Regions from separate parts of the Homo sapiens genome. Here region 2 is linked to region 1. Evidence: read pairs that join two places in POLR2A ChIA-PET (ENCODE). Cell type or tissue: MCF 10A. All regions are shown on one strand. Each heading gives the region's core, and the rest is flanking DNA. Links, peaks and the distances in the headings are about the cores only.

What was found. Peaks named below come from ENCODE experiments on the same cell type or tissue, not always from the same donor. Only the 100,000 strongest peaks of a DNase experiment are listed, where the experiment ranks them.
Region 2: POLR2A ChIA-PET joins it to region 1 with 5 read pairs; 3 of 35 experiments call an interaction of 5 or more read pairs at or near these places.

Annotation. Positions count from the first base shown.
Region 1 is chr1:39,202,927-39,205,840 of GRCh38, reverse strand. It overlaps MACF1 (microtubule actin crosslinking factor 1), which reads right to left and starts at 1,146. Exons shown (of 101, transcript NM_001394062.1): 1 at 710-1,146. The coding sequence starts at 818. RefSeq lists an enhancer at 781-960. In MCF 10A, for the core only: a CTCF peak has its summit at 1,312; a DNase peak (open chromatin) is centred at 1,170.
Region 2 is chr1:39,805,533-39,808,446 of GRCh38, reverse strand. All of the region lies in intron 3 of LINC02811 (long intergenic non-protein coding RNA 2811), which reads left to right. LOC130932201 (a long non-coding RNA gene) reads right to left here. Exons shown (of 4, transcript NR_186719.1): 3 at 249-445. Among named protein-coding and RNA genes, the nearest start is that of LINC02811, 10 kb to the left of the region's middle. In MCF 10A, for the core only: no CTCF peak of the experiment used is centred there; no DNase peak of the experiment used is centred there.

The DNA of each region.
Region 1 (2,914 bases), core at 215-2,714:
TGGGAAGAATGAGGGTTCTGGTGCCATTACAAAAAAAAATTTTTTTTTTAATTATCAAAGCCTGATTCCCTAGGGAAGAGAGGGATTAACTTCCTTGCATTGAACAAGATGATTTGGATACACATAGCCAAACTGTGTAGGAACAGTATCAATGATATCAAAGAGAACACAGACACCCAGTGTTCCAGGATGCCCCTCGGCAAGGACATCGCACGACCCCTTCCACTGACTGACCCTTCCTCCTCTGCCTTTTCTCACCCCAAAACACACCAAGTTAACAGAAACTTCTCCAACCCAAATCTATACCTGGAGGAGGGTAAAAGAGTTACTGTATGTTTTCAGTTAAAAACAAGGTTCCAAGAAACCACTCTGAGATTGAGAAAGAAAGAGCTCAGTTCTCTGAGGAAAGACTAAGTCAGCACAGCAGCCACTTCCCTTCAGTTTTGAGCCCAGTCATCACCTCATCTAACCAGCACTCTCCAGACAGACTCACAGAACAGAAAAGAGCACCACCCCCATCCCAAAGTGGCCCCAGGGCAGACCAGCTTCTTCATTATACTCACACACACACACTCTTAAGTCTGACAGCACCCCAGCTGAAGGACGTACTGGCCCTTTAAGGAAAGCAACTGGGAAGACCTCCATCATTCACCCCACCCTCAAAAGCCCCACAGTAGATTTAAAGAATAACTGGGTACCAGTTAGTTACCTGCTCTACCTCTGGCATGCCTCTTCCAGTATAGAACACCAGCAACTCCAAGAACGTGAGTCAAAATAAAGATGGTTGGTGGTAAATAAGATGAATCTAAGAGGGGCATTTCCAGGCCCGTCCTTTCTCCTCCCTTGAGTTAGCCACAAGCTCAGCGCAGGCCTCTGGATGCCTTTCTCCTGAGGTTACTGTTGTCCTGTACTATCAGCAGAGGCAGAGGCCGGAGCTTAGTGTTGTCAGAAACTTCCTGGCAGCTTCTCCTCCATCTCACTTCTGACTGTTTTTCAGCAGGCGCTAGTAGACTGGGACTAAAACTGTACAGTGTATCTCAGACAAAGCCCAGGAAACAACTGGCCAGCGGGGGAGGGGAAAGGGAAGAAGGAACAAGGAGAGTGAAAAGGAGCGCCTAAGCCAGTGTCAAGCTGACTCAAACCTCTATCTTTGGCATCCTCTGCTCAGCTTAAATAAACAAACCTCAGACCCTTCTACAAGAAGGGAGGGTGTCAGAGGACGTCACACTCTTAACTTTCCATTCCCAGCCTGCCTGCAAGGCCAGACTTCAGGATGTAGCCAGAAGAAAAAAGTCACAGAAGCATTAGGGAACCTCTTGCGGGGAGAAAGCAAAGTACATGAGGATGTATGAGCACCACAAGTACCCTGGAGTTGTCAGAGGGCAAACCCTCCATACCCACAACCCGGGAGGAGAAGCAAGGAGCCTGAACATCAGTCCAGGGAGGATACATACAGAGCAAGCTCCCATGAAGCAGACCTGACATCTAGGTGTGATGAAGATCAGCGAGGAGAGCAAACTGCTCATTTAGGGGGTACTTCTCAAGGGTTAAAAAAATCCGTCTGGCTGGGCGCAGTGGTTCATGGCTGTAATCCCAGCACTTTGGAAGGCACGATATCAGTTCACTGCAACCTCCGCCTCTAGGGTTGAAGCAATTCTCCTGCCTCAGCCTCCTGAGTAGCTGGGATTACAGGTGGATGCCACCGCACCCAGCTAATTTTTATATTTTTAGTAGAGATGGGGTTTCACCATGTTGGCCAAGCTGGTCTCGAACTCCTGACCTCAAGCAATCCTCCCGCCTCTGCCTCCAAAGGTGCTGGGATTACAGGCATGTGCCACTGTGCCCGGCCTTAGACCAGAGGACCCAGCAATCTCACTCCTAGGTATCTATCCAAGAAAAAGAGAAACGTATATCCACACAAAGACCTGTATATGAATGTTTGCAGCAGCATTATTCATAATATAAAAAACTGGAAACAACCCAAATGTCCATCAACTGGTAAATGTATAAACAAATTGTGCATCCATATAATGGACTACCTATTCTGCAATAAAATAGAATAAAACTACTGATACATACGACGACACAGATGATTCTCAAAACTATTATGCTACATAAAAAAAGCCAAACACAAAAGGCTACATACCATATGATTCCATTTATATAACTTTCTAGAAAAGCAAAACTATACAACTAGAAATGGAAGAGGCTGAGAATGAGGGAAGGAAATTGACTAAAAGGATCACAAAATAACTGTAAGAGGATGGAAATGTTCCTTTTGTTGATTGTGGTGGTGGTTCCATGACTGTATACATTTGTCCAAACTCACTAAATCAGGCCAGATGCAGTGGCTCATGCTTGTAATCCCTGCACTTCAGGAGGCTGAGGCAGGAGGATCACTTGAGCCCAGGAGTTCAGGACCAGACTGAGTAACACAGTGGGACCCCATTTCTACAAAAAAATTTTAAAATTTAGCCAGATGAGATGGTATGTGTGTATAGTCCCAGCTACTGGGGAGGCTGAGGTGGGAAGATGGCTTGAGCCCAGGAATCAAGGCTGCAGCAAGCCATGATCATGCCACTGCACTACAGCCTTTTTATTTGAGACAAAGTGAGACCCTGTTTACTTACTTCTAAAGTACCTATTACACTATGATATAGATGAAGATGCTATAGTCTCACAAGCTTTAAAAAATGAAAATTGCTTTATATATCTGTCAAGTTTATTTTTTTCTAATAATAGGGAAGGGTTTTACTTTTTTTTCTATGTGAAATCTTTATTTATTTATTTATTTTCCTTTTGCTTTTTTCTAGAGCTTGTTGAAGCAAAAGGAAAGAGTTTTAGATGTGCATAACCTACTACCCAGAAAAATAATAAAGGGGCCTTGACGGGACCACTAATACAATGGGAACTT
Region 2 (2,914 bases), core at 330-2,829, 600 kb before region 1:
GTTGGGTACACCTCCCAGACGGGGTGGCGGCCGGGCAGAGGCGCCCCCCACCTCCCAGACGGGGCAGTGGCCGGGCGTAGGTGCCCCCCACCTCCTGGACGGGGCAGCTGCCGGGCGGAGGGGCTCCTCACTTGGCAGACGGGGTGGCTGCCGGGCGGAGGGGCTCCTCACTTCCCAGACAGGGCGGCTGCCGGGTGGAGGGGCTCCTCACTTCTCAGACGGGGCGGCCGGGCAGAGACGCTCCTCACCTCCCAGATGGGGTGGCGGTCGGGCAGAGACACTCCTCAGTTCCCAGACGGGGTCACGGCCGGGCAGAGGCGCTCCTCACTTCCCAGACGGGGTGGCGGCCAGGCAGAGGCTGCAATCTCGGCACTTTGGGAGGCCAAGGCAGGCGGCTGGGAGGTGGAGGTTGTAGCTAGCCGAGATCACGCCACTGCACTCCAGCCTGGGCAACATGGAGCACTGAGTGAGCGAGACTCCGTCTGCAATCCCGGCCCCTCGGGAGGCCGAGGCAGGCAGATCACTCGCGGTCAGGAGCTGGAGACCAGCCCGGCCAACACGGTGAAACCCCGTCTCCACCAAAAAATGCAAGAACCAGTCAGGTGTGGCGGCGCGCGCCTGCAATCCCAGGCACTCTGCAGGCTGAGGCAGGAGAATCAGGCAGGGAGGTTGCAGTGAGCCGAGATGGCGGCAGTACAGTCCAGCCTCGGCTTTCACAACTTTGGTGGCATCAGAGGGAGACCGGGGAGAGGGAGAGGGAGAGGGAGAGGGAGACGAGGGAGATGAGGGAGACGAGGGAGACGAGGGACGAGGGAGAGGGGAGAGGGCAGAGGGGAGAGGGGAGAGGGAGAGGCTTTTTAGGTTTTTTTGAGACAGGAACTCACTCTGTCACCCAGGCTTGAGTGCAGTGGCGTGATCTCGGCTTACTGCAACCTCTGCTTCCTGGGCTCAAGCGATCCTCCCATCTCAGCCTCCCAAGTAGCTGGGACTACAGGTGTGCACCACCACGTCCAGCTAATTTTTCTGTATTCTTTGTAGAGACAAGGTTTTACCATGTCTCCCAGGTTGGTCTTGAACTCCTAGGCTCAAGTGATCTGCCTGCCTTGGCCTCCCAAAGTGCTGGGCTTACAAGCATAAGTCACCACGCCCAGCCAATTGGTGTAATTTGAATGGAGTTAATGCATTAGTTTATATGGTTAAATAGTAGTATTTTATCAGTATTAATTTTCTGGTTCTGATTTTGTAAGGGTAATGTAGGAGAGTATAATTTTTTTTGAAATACATACTGAAGTATTAAGAGTAATGGGGCATAATATATACAATTTACTTTCAAATGGGTTGGAAAAATTACATATACTAATATAATATATATTATATATAAGGGATAGATAGAGAGAATAAGGCAAATGAGTAATCTAAGGGAAGAGTGTATGGATGGTCTTAGAACTATTTCAAAACTTCTGCAAGTTTGAAATTATTTCAAACTAAAAAGTTTATAAGAAAGTGAATCAATAAAAAAGATATATTATGCAAATACCAACCAAACAATGCTGTTATAACTATATTAATATCAGAAAAAGTAGACTTTAAGGCAAAAATAATTATTAGAAATAAAGAGAGCTGGGCGCAGTGGCTCACACCTGTAATCCCAGCACTTTGGGAGGCCGAGGCCAGCGGATCATGAGGTCAGGAGATTGAGACCATCCTGGCTAACACAGTGAAACCCCTGTCTCTACTAAAAATACAAAAAAGTTAGCCAGGCGAGGTGGCGGGTGCCTGTAGTCCCAGCTACTCCGGAGGCTGAGGCAGGAGAATGGCATGAACCCGGAAGGCGGAGCCTGCAGTGAGCCGAGATTGCGCCACTGCACTCCAGCCTGGGCGACAGAGCAAGACTCCGTCCCCCTCAAAAAAAAAAAAAAGAAATAAAGAGAGACTGCCGGGCGAGGTGGCTCACGGTTGTAATCCCAGCACTTTGGGAGGCCGAGGCGGGTGGATCACGAGGTCAGCCCAGCCAACACAGTGAAACCCTGTCTCTGCTAAAAATACAAAAATTAGCTGGGTGTGGTGGTGGGCACCTGTAATCCCAGCTACTCAGGAGGCTGAGGCAGAAGAATCGCTTGAACCTGGGAGGTGGAGGTTGCAGTGAGCTGAGATCATGCCACTGCACTCCAGCCTGGGCGACAGAGCTAGACTCCCTCTCAAAAATAAATAAATAAATAAATAAATAAATAAATAAATAAATAAATAGAAACACTTCATTAAAAAAAGTTCAACCCATCAAAAGATGAACTAATTCTAAGCCAAGCATGGTAGCACGTGCTGTAGTTCCAGCTACTCCAGAGGCTGAGGTGGGACGATCCCTTGAGCTCAGAAATAAGACCAAATCAGCCTAGGCAGGGAGACATCATCTCTAAAAAAAGTAAAATTAAAAAAAGATAAAATAACTCTAAACTTAGATTCTCCAACAACATAGCCTCAAAATACTTAAAGCAAAAACTGACAGAACTCAAAAAAGAAATAGACAAATTCAAAACCACAATGGGAATTTTAACATACTTCTCAATAATGGGTCAAAAAATTAGCCAGGTGTGGTGGCACATGCCTGTAGTCCCAGCTGCCCAGGAGGCTGAGGTGGGAGGATTGCTTAAGCTTGGGAAGTCGAGGCTGTGGTGAGTCATGACCACACCACTGCGCTCTAGCTTGGGTGACAGAGCAAGACTCTCAATAAAAAAGAAAGAAGAAAGGAAGGAAGGAAAGAAAGAAAAGGAAAGGAAAGAGGGAAAAAGGGACACAAAAAAAGAAATGTCAGAAATGAAAAGGGAGAAATCACTATAGATCCTACAGATGATGGTAACTCATACATTTCAGGTAGAATTGTAAATGCGTACTAGCATTTAGAAATCAGTTTGGTATT